Regions from separate parts of the Homo sapiens genome. Here regions 1 and 2 are each linked to region 3. Evidence: chromatin contacts called from ENCODE Hi-C or POLR2A ChIA-PET data. All regions are on one chromosome and are shown on one strand. The core of a region is the stretch at or near the end of the contact, and the rest is flanking DNA. Distances in the headings are between cores, read along the strand shown.

Region 1 (3,407 bases), core at 408-2,907, 370 kb after region 3:
CTCTGCGGCCCCTCTTCTCAACCACAAAAAGGCTCTGGCTGGATTTGTGGTCACCCAGGGGTGCAGCCACAGCGCCCACATCCTCATGCCATTGACATGGGACGCCCGGGCCCGAGTGCCAACCACTGCGCCTGAGCAGAGCCTCTGCACAGCAGGATGAGGCCTGGCTCCAACACAAACTGGGAGAGAAGTCTTCTCTCATTAAAAGGTGGTAGAAGAGAGAAAATGGAGGGGTCTCACTTTCTAAAGGGAGATGCAAAAGTCAGGGTAAGGCCCAGCAGTCAGGGCTGAGAAATCCACATTTCAAAACGCCCTCTGACTCTCTGTACTGCATTCCGCCTAAAGATTTCAACACAGCAGCTACGTGACAAGCCCTCCTGCCAGAGCATACAGTGAAGTGTGAGAGCGGGGAAGACACCACCGGAGCCCCAGATTCCCGGCTGGAACGGAGCAGGTGTGTGGTGATGGCAGTGACTGTCTCCTGTTCCCAAGAATCCCCACCTTCCTCCACACCCAAGATCTACCCTCACCTCGAGACACGCTGTGAGGAGGGCCAGGGGCTTAGAGTAGGTACAAGAATCCCTAAAAGAGGCCAGGGAGTACATTTCCCTCCCATCCTATTGCATTCCCCTAAGATCCCCAAATTCCTATGGGAAGGCGCCACACACACACATGTATGCTCACAGAGCCACAGCCTTGTCTGCTGTACCCACCAACCCCAGCCGAACCGAGTTCTTAATTCCTCCTTAAGATCAGCAGGCCCGCACTTGGGGTAGCACTGGAATGCAGCCCTGCAGTCTGACCCTGACATTTTCTATACACTGGAAGTCCAGGCATTTGCACAATATTCCATCATGACAGTTTTGTTCTTTGAACACAATAGACACACAGATAAGCTCCGATGAAATCTCTGGAGGAGAGGAAGCTTGACTCCTGTCCCTGTCACATTTAGTTAATGATAAAGGGGGAAGAAAGATCTTCCCAGATAGAAGCTTCCTGGTTGTTGCATTGACTTGGGGAGAGGGGGTGAAGCTCTCTAACATTCATGATAAGCCTGTCAGATCACTGGCAAGCCCAGCTGGGGGTCATTTTTAAAAAGACTGCAGGAGACATAATAAGGAAATCTTTAAAACATTCAAGAAGCGTTCACTAACTCAGGTGGGACATATACTAATTTAGACTTTAAAAAAAAAAAAGCCACAGCAGTCTCCTACTTATCAAAACATCATATTACATATTTTTCTAAGAGGACATTTCAGGTCGCTCTTTGAGTAACAGAGCTGTTTCCTAACTTTGCCAACAATTAAAATTTTTTCCGAACAGGAAAAGGTTTGCTGTGCAGGACTTGTTACATAAATTCCTGTTTTTCACACAGCCAGCGGGACATTAAAGAAGCTACGGTTTCTAGGGGGTGGGGTTTGAAAAGGTAAATTTTGTAAAAATGTGTTGCTATTAACGACGTTGTGTCTGCACTCCCCTACTGGCCACAGGAGAGGCTGGATGGAAGAGCAGTTCACCAGAAGGACTTCGCAGCAGAGCCGCGTGAGACTGCTGGGCTCTGAAATATTATGCCCTTGAACTCTCAACAAATATTACCTGAGGACAGAGGCAGGATGTCAGGACAGAGGTTCATGCCCTGTCAATCACTTGCCCAAATCCAGCGTTTCTACATGACGGCACTAGAGAAACACAAGCCAGCCAATCTCCTCTCCACTAGCTTGTTTCTCTGCAGCCCCACTCACAAGCCTCTGCACACACCCCATCTGCCATCTGCATGCCTGGCCACCCCAAGCAGTGCAGCATGTGCTTCCTGGGAAGCCTGACCCAATGAGCTCCACAGATGGGGGAGTCGGGGAACCCCGACATGGTGTAGTCGGGGAACCCCGACATGGTGTACTTGCTTGTTCAACCTGCTCTGCTGGCTGTTCTATGTTCAGATTCTGAGTTCCTTAAAGAGCAAATGGGCTAAAGCTTGTCTTTAATTTCTAATATCATAGCCTCAATAACTGTTTGTTGCTTGACCCCCAAAAAAATTACAAGGAAGATATGGTGTCTTACACAATACACATCTTTTAACCATCCATTTGAGTACCAATTCATGTCAACTAACATTTACTGGAAACTATTTTGTGGAAGGAGTAGCGAAAGACATGAAGGAATGAGACACAGAACATGCCCTCCAGAAGCTTTTGATCTACCTGGGGAGAAAATAAGTACACGTAAAGAGCCACTTAATAGGATGACACAACCCATAGACTGTCCAGGAACACGGACCTTTTCTCTCCAAAGGCTGCCACCCTGCCCTCCATGCCCCAGCTTCTGTCTCAGCCCAACTGGCCCCTCCAGAAGCATTTCTTGATGACCTCATCCCATCCTGCAGCTCTAACATGGGACCTTACTTACTCACCCCTCTTTATGATTCCACTATGTCTGATCCCTGGGGCGGTGGGGGGGCATGCCTGACTTCCCACTACACTGTGAGCTGCTCAAGTGAGCACAGGGACCTTTGTCTGTCTTCTTGTACACTGTATCCTCACAGCACCAACACCATAGGGGCACTCAAGTATCTGTTGAACAGATTAGTATTTCCTACATTTACAAAGTTGGTGCAAAGATTAAATGAGATAGTATGCGTGGAAAGGCTTACCTTAATCTCTATTAGCTAATGTTACTGTTATCACTACTGGCATAATAGCATCCATAAAATAACATATGTCTGTGTTTTACAGACCTATGTATGTCATAAACATTAGTCTTATTTCTTTATAACCACACACTGCACTGCTCTCACTTAACATGAGGCTTTTTTATATGTTAATTACTGGAAAGATTGACTGGTTTGGGAAAAACAGTTCATTTTTCTCTTGACACTAGATATTGCCTCAGAACTGATTCAAATACTAAGGTGAGGCTGTCAGTGCCCTGGTCAGCCAATGTCACTAGAATATTTAAGTCTTCTCAAGGTGCTGCAGCCAAGCCACATGTGCAGGCATCACACATTGCTGGGGCCAGGGGCCTCCGAGCTCTGGACACAGCCAGCATGTGCAGAGCAGCAGCAGGGGTTGGCAGAGCAGGGACCTCAACAGGCCAGTTGGGAAGCTCCATGAAGGATGGTTCTGATGTTCTGTCTCTGTGGCTGGAAGAAGTGAGGTGCTGAGGCTGGTCCCCAGAGACCCCTGAGGACACATGCCCTCCCCAGGATGCTCCCAGACCCACTGTCTAAGGCAATCATCAGCCACTGAAGTGCAGGATGAAATCTTTACAACTTTCATTGACTTTCATTTTTTTTTTTTTTTTAAAGACAGAGTCTCACTCTGTTGCCCAGGCTGGAGTGCAGTGGCTTGATCTTGGCTCACTGCAACCTCTGCCTCCCAGGTTCAAGCGATTCTCCTGCCTCAGCCTCCTGA
Region 2 (3,047 bases), core at 378-2,877, 300 kb before region 3:
ATCTGGGTAGAGGATTTCAATTGTGTTTATACATTTTATTTTTAAGCAAGCTGTCTGTAAGTTTCAAATTATTTCCAAATAAACAGTTTTTAAAATTTGCCACACAGACAAAAGCTATTTTAGGATGATAAAAGAGGCAAACTCCTCAGGCCTCTGCCTTGAGTTGGCCGTGTTTAGGATGGAAAGACTTCTAGCACCCTACTAGAGGCTGTAGAATTTGGAAAGCAAAGACTTCTCAGCTCATCTGGTGAGATGGATTTACTGGGTAATTTAAAAAAATTATATGGGTGTGTTCATTTCTCTTGTTCATTCATCTTAGTGGCCAGGTATACTTCCTGCAGTTTAAAGTTGAATGAGTCAGCTATAATTTGGGGTAAAATTATCGGTTTATCACAGTGTGCAAAGGTGCCCAATGAATACTGAGTTTAAGGAAACAGACATGTATCTTTAGGACAGTGACAGAACAAATTGAACATTTGCAAGTACTCAACATTTTGTGAAACATTTTCATACGTATTTTGTCATTTGATTTTACCCCAAGATTTGAAGTGCAGGAATTCATCCCATTGTGCAGTTGAGGAAACTGAGGCTCAGAAAGGCTAGTTCTTAATTACAGAGCTGTAAGTAGTGGGGCTGAGACTTGAGTCTTACTATTAGAAATTCTGTGCTCTTGTCACTAGGCTATGCTACCCTGTCTGCAGCTAGAGCAGTACACCCTCCAGCAGACATTTACTATGTGCATTCTAAGTGTCAGATATTGTACATGGCTCTGAAATCTGTGTTCCTGCTGCTCCTATGTGCTTAGTAAAATGGTGCTAATAAACTGCAAAACACTTTACTTTTTGGCCATTTAAAAAATTTCATTAGAGAAATACATACAAATGCCTGTTTTGTTTTGCTATTTTTGCCTTCATTTTCGTGTGCATGTAGAGACCCATTTTAGCTTTTATCATAAATGTGGTACCAATATACCTCACAAAGATAATCATAACACCTCCTGGGAGGTACTTGGGAGTTTACCTAATCCAAATTTTTCATCTTTAGAGATAAGAAAATTAACACCAAAAGCTTCAAGAAAATTGTCTAAAGGCACACAGCTAGTTAGACGCTGAGCCAGGACTGGAAATCAAATGTCTGATTACAGGTTTAGTTTATTCCTCCTGGAAAAGAAATAGTTTTTAGCAAAGTGTAGTTGGTTTTATATTAATACTTTTTTTTCCTTGACATCTTTTAAAAAGGGATAGGCTAAAAAGGGATGCTTTTATGTTGAATATACGTGTGTGTGTGTGTTTGTCTGTGTGTCTGTGCGTATGTGTGTGTATTCCTGATGTAAACATACAAGAAGATTAACAATTAAGCATATTCATCCAGAAGAAGAGGGAAGAACTCAGATCAGCTCTGTTCTGTGTTATATTTGTCTCTCCTAATCAAAACCATATGAGAAGCTAGAAAAGAACCCAGAGCCCAGTATGACTGCCAAAGATGAAGAAGAGACAACAGAGAAAGAAAAATGAGGGAAGAGTGAAGCAGAGACCCCATATTATTTCCAACATTTTAGCACACGCTCGCACTTCCATTCTTTATCAGATAAGAATGTTTTGCACACATTGGGCCAATTTACGCTGCACAGGAAAGCCTGTAGCTGTGCTCTCGGCCCACCACTTCCTGTGGGAGTCAGCAAAACAGGCTCAGCCCTTCCATTCCTTTGACCAAAATGCTTCCAAGTCCTAGCTAGGAAGGGCCCCATTGCTTATCTGGCCATTTGATGGAAGGAGTCCACAGTCAACTCTTGGCAGTCATTAGGAAAATAGTGTCCATTTCTCAGGTATCTTTTCCCACTCTGTGTGTGTGTGCGTGTGTGTGTGTGTGTGAATAAGAAAGCTTAACCTTTTTTGGGCTCACTGCACTCCAGTGCCTCACTATTCATGCAAGTTAATTCTTTACAGTTGTAATGATCTCTTCCCTTGTCCCACGACAATGTAGGTCTTCAGGTGCAGGGAAAGGTCTTCTACCCACCGGAACCAACTTTCACCCCACCTCTTCACTGCTACCAGAGTCCCTCTTCAGAGGGGCTCTACTTCGCATTCTGGGATGCAGAGACTCACAGTGTTTCTTTCCAATACATCATCCTAGGAGAGGAAAAAATCATTGGGAGGCTGCCCATTGAGATCCACTCTTTGGAGTCTCATTCCGAAACCAGCTTCTCCTGAGGCCAAGTGGCAAAGACAGATAAATAATATGGTGTCATTTAATTTACTCTAAAATAGTATTTAAAAAGGTTTAGTTTATGATCATCTCCAGATGTTTTCGCAGGAGTCCTTACTTCTCCTGCATCCCTCTCACACTGGTCATCCCTATTCTACTGGTTCTATATCTCATAGTTTGTTTCCTAGGTGCCACCGTCACCAAACAACTGCTAAGGATTTCTGTCACCCGTCTTCCTCTTGGTGTCTCTGCGGGTCTGAGATGGGAATGGGGAGAAGGAGCAGCTGGCTCCCCTGATTTAAAATCCCTGTCCCTGGAGCTGCCATTCTGCTGGGGCTTTTCTTGAAGGATTTTCTCTGAGGGCTCTTGTCCCTCACCCCAACCCAAATAGACTCTTGTGAAAAACAGAGCTCTAGTTGGAAGGCTCTTTTGGCAGACTGAGTGCCCTCAGAGTCTTTTGGTCTCCTTGCAATAAGGGAGCTCTCCCCAGAGCTGATTCTAGGCCAATTCTAAGAGTACAGGAAGAAAAATGGAAATTTTTCATTCAGGGATTGAGCCCCAGGAGGTGAAAGAGTGCTCCTGTCATCTGCATAGTTAGTATAGGAGAAGAAAAGCACCATTTTCTCACCAAAGCTAGGTTTGTGGCTGAGGCCTCTATAACAAAAGGCTGATAACGAGAGAAAAGCATACAAATGTATTTAGTATAAGTTTTATGTGGCACGAAAGCCTTCATAAGGAAATAGAGACACAAAGAAATAGTAAACTTGTGTATTTTTATGCTAAGTTTGATGAAGAGTAGACAGTTGTGGAAGAATATGCTTGGATCTAATAACTGGGGGGAA
Region 3 (3,378 bases), core at 135-2,634:
CCCAATATTTTTTCAAAAGAGAAACAAGTTTTATACCTTGCACAAAACCACAGGTGGTGAAGGCAGAATACAAACTGAGGGCCTGTCTGACTCAGAAGCCCACGATGTTTCCTATCCTATCTCCTCAGTTACCAAAAAGAGGTTCACAGCACTGGACCAGAGAGAGACCTTGGATGTTAACTCCACCAGCCTCTAATTTTGCAGAGAAGAATGCGCTACAGCAGAGGTTAGGTTACTTGCCTAAGGCTTACTCAGTAAATTTGGTGATGTAGCTAAATTCATCACCAAATTTGGCTGCCACTCAGTCTCTAAATCGCTTGCCTGGTGTCCTCTCCACCCTCACCCCCACCCCTACCCCAGCCGTGCCCCAGGCACTATCCATAGATGAAAAGAGACAGCCATCCTCAGCACCCTCCAGACCAGAGCAAGCTGAGAACAGTTGATGCCTCCCCAGAGCTCCTGACACAACTCCAGTGCTGTGGAGGAGGCCCATCCCACAGAGCTGCTGCAAGAAGAAGATGCTGGGAGCTGAGCTGCTCCCTGGCAATCGCCTCCAGGCCAGCTCAAGCCATGCTAAGGGATGGGGGTCATAGGGACAAAAGGGCATTGTGTGTGAGAGAGGGAGTGGGGAGGGAGTGTGGGGAGGAATGCACTGGCAATTTCTTCCTCTCCCAAAGCTTTCCTCGCCCAGCTGTCTCGTGGCAAAGGAAGGACCCTCCCTGGAGGGGCTGGCAGCCCACCATGGATGCCTGGAGACTGGAGCTGATTGATTGTGTTATTAGATTTCCTCCAAAGGACAGAGGGCTTCATTTAGCTGGCATTGTGTCACTTGCTACAATGGCCCCTGAGTATATAGACGCTGCCTTATGCCGTTCCCTTTAATTCCCTTCAAATAGGGACATTTAAAAAGAGTCCAATAACATTTTTCTGAAAGGAACCTCCACCTCCTTTTTTTAAAGAACAGAATCATTTGTTTCCAAAAGGGGGCCCTCCAAAAGAAGCTGGAGGAGCAGAAACCATTTTAATAGCATCTTCTCTTTGCTGAATTGTGTCTTCATTTTACACTGCGGCTTTATTCTCTGCCCCTTTGACACAGCCAGCTGCCTTTCACGTTCCAGCTCAGAAACAGGCTGGCTTCAGGCTGTAACAGGCACCAGCTTCCAAAGCCCTTTCTCCAGATGACTCACGTTAGCTTGTGTGAGCCTGTGAGCCCCACACCACAGCTCCCAGACCTTTGTTCCTTTGCAAAGTGCATTTAAGCTCCAAGTACTAAAACAGTGTCTACCTAAGTCTCCTGCCTTACATTGGAGTGAAATAATTAATTACACAGTGGAGTGTCTGGTTCCTATCTTGTTCAGGTTCATCCTGTTATCAACTCAGCAGCTGGAGGAAGTGACATCACGTGCCCAAGCTCGGCTTTGAAGCTGGAGGTGCATACCGAGACACTGTATGTGGTACTGCACTCTGGCCAGGAAACATCACCCTTGGACCATCTGTTAAACTATTTAAAAAAAAAAAAAAAGTTGGGACATCAGTTTCTTAACTAGAGTTTCAAATCCTATTGTTCAAATGGTGAGAAAAGCCTTTTGTGAATTCTGCTCTTAGCCTGGAAGGTTATAAAAGGAGTGGAGATAAGTTCCTGCAAGTGTCTTGAAAATTAAATCCTTTTATAGAAAGCATAAATATATGTGGGGCTAGGTGGGGGGAATGCTCCACTGAGCAGGCTCCCATGTAACTAGTGAAGCAGATCCATTTAATGCTAGTCACCAGGATTTCTTTGCCCGAGTATTCCAAGCCCTGGTCTGGGGCTGCTTTTCTACTCCTATGAAAAAGTGCTTTATCAACTGCTTATCTCAAGTTTTTCTTAGTGAGTAACAGCTCTGGGAACTCTCTGTGTGGATCTGAACAGCATGCAAAATCATTTTACTTTTAAGACAAAAGACATTAGCTTCCTGTAGCTTTCTTAGCCATCTCTACCTCTCTTCCTTTCCCACCCACTTTTCCCTCCCCTCCCCTTCTTCCAACCCCCATGGCACTAAATAAAATGCTTAGAAAATGAAGGCCACAGCTGCCCTTTCTTCCCATTAAAACAATCAAGAATGATGGTGGGTTTAATATATTTGATTAGAGAAACTCCAATTTGGTGCACTTGAATCAGCTGCCTTTGTCTTCAGCTCCCGATGGCCCGATTTCAGTGGAATGTCCTCTGCTGTCCACTGCCAGCTCAGGCTGGGAGAAAATTCAGACGCTGAAAGCATTGGCTTGGCATGCTCAGAAACACGGTATTTATGCTGTAGAAGATGCCAGGCCCACTTCTTCCTAATCAGAGGGAGCGCCACTTCATTAAATCGTGGTCACTTACTGGTGACCCTCATAGTTGTAGCCCTGGGGGGCCTGTGGTACTCTTTAGCAATGTTAATTTTTCATGGATTTTATTGCTTTCCTTCATTGATATTGGCTGTTGAAATTCCAGCCTGAATCCTGTTCAAACAACCCAGGAGATTCTGGTACCCAACTTGCACAGAGGAAGTTCAGAGAATAATAATCACATTTACATATGGAGTCTCTTTCATTCAAAGAACAAATAGAAAACTAATGGAAAATAAGAAAATGTGTCATCATTTCCCCACAAGGTGTTATTAAACAGGTTTGAAATATTGCCTGGGCAGCCCCAAACTTGTAGGGTACTTGAGAAGGAATTGATCTCCTTGGGGGCTGGAGGCTTGGCAAACACAGCTTATTTGCACTTAAAGTTTATAGAGATTTTTAGGAAGGGCTCTCTTGAAATATTCTAAATAAATGTATGCTCCAAGAATAAGTACAAGAATGAATTCAGGATAAGAGTTTAAATTCCTATCAAAGACATATTGAAATGCTACAGAGTTTGTAGGGGTTTATTTGAATATATTTTAATCCCTACCATGGCCAAAGTCAGAGATTGGAGTTAGATGGATGAGGTCACAAAGACTGCTAAACTCATTTTCTACACTTTTATGAAGCGAAATCCCCACGTCTCCCAGTATCCACCCCAAGTCAGCCGCCTAGCTGAGCCCCTGCCCAGTGACTTCTCCACCCAGGCTCTGTGGTAGGAAACCAAAGCCCAGGGACACAGCCAAGTTAGAAATAGCATTCAGGCTTTTGGGTCCCAGTGTCCATGCCCAGTCTGTGAGTTGGCCTGTCAACAACATGGACAAGGGACATGCTGGGTTCTGCCAGGCTCAGGAAGAGTGGCCCGGGAAGGAGGGCTTCCCGTCCTCCACAGCCCTGGCAGTGAGCATCTCGCCATCACCTCAGGGGTGGGTGGGTGGGGGCTGGATGTCACTCAGAGACCAGTGTGGTCCCCATCAGCTTTGCAGGCGCTGCAAGCCCAAGTCCTCA

The links. Hi-C counts contacts between places; a loop is a spot of excess contacts on that map. ChIA-PET counts read pairs that join two places held with the same protein, here RNA polymerase II (POLR2A). Pooled maps may share reads with other maps.
Region 1: a map of heart left ventricle shows a loop between it and region 3 (1.9-fold over the local background). The contact joins two enhancer-like sites. A Hi-C loop is called at or near these places in 3 of 168 maps with a recorded cell type or tissue (endometrial microvascular endothelial cells, endothelial cell of umbilical vein and heart left ventricle) and 4 of 50 pooled maps. POLR2A ChIA-PET finds 5 or more read pairs at or near these places in 2 of 52 experiments (activated T-cell and activated naive CD8-positive, alpha-beta T cell).
Region 2: a loop to region 3 is called in a map of endometrial microvascular endothelial cells, with 5 times the contacts of the local background. The contact joins two enhancer-like sites. A Hi-C loop is called at or near these places in 2 of 168 maps with a recorded cell type or tissue (endometrial microvascular endothelial cells and endothelial cell of umbilical vein) and 1 of 50 pooled maps. POLR2A ChIA-PET finds 5 or more read pairs at or near these places in 1 of 52 experiments (endothelial cell of umbilical vein).

Annotation. Positions count from the first base shown.
Region 1 is chr13:40,563,099-40,566,505 of GRCh38, forward strand. The region is part of intron 1 of FOXO1 (forkhead box O1); the gene reads right to left. Among named protein-coding and RNA genes, the nearest start is that of LINC00598, 84 kb to the left of the region's middle. RefSeq lists enhancers at 230-983, 1,866-1,955. Within about 2 kb of position 1,658, at least 12 of the 41 ENCODE cell types and tissues checked have a DNase peak (open chromatin) inside an H3K27ac peak, as active enhancers do; they include endothelial cell of umbilical vein and heart left ventricle, where a contact is called at or near this core.
Region 2 is chr13:39,891,369-39,894,415 of GRCh38, forward strand. No RefSeq gene overlaps it. Among named protein-coding and RNA genes, the nearest start is that of MIR4305, 230 kb to the left of the region's middle. RefSeq lists an enhancer at 1,504-1,798. Within about 2 kb of position 1,628, at least 6 of the 41 ENCODE cell types and tissues checked have a DNase peak (open chromatin) inside an H3K27ac peak, as active enhancers do; they include endothelial cell of umbilical vein, where a contact is called at or near this core.
Region 3 is chr13:40,189,572-40,192,949 of GRCh38, forward strand. The region is part of intron 1 of LOC124903162; the gene reads right to left. Among named protein-coding and RNA genes, the nearest start is that of LINC00332, 9.5 kb to the left of the region's middle. Within about 2 kb of position 1,385, at least 22 of the 41 ENCODE cell types and tissues checked have a DNase peak (open chromatin) inside an H3K27ac peak, as active enhancers do; they include endothelial cell of umbilical vein and heart left ventricle, where a contact is called at or near this core.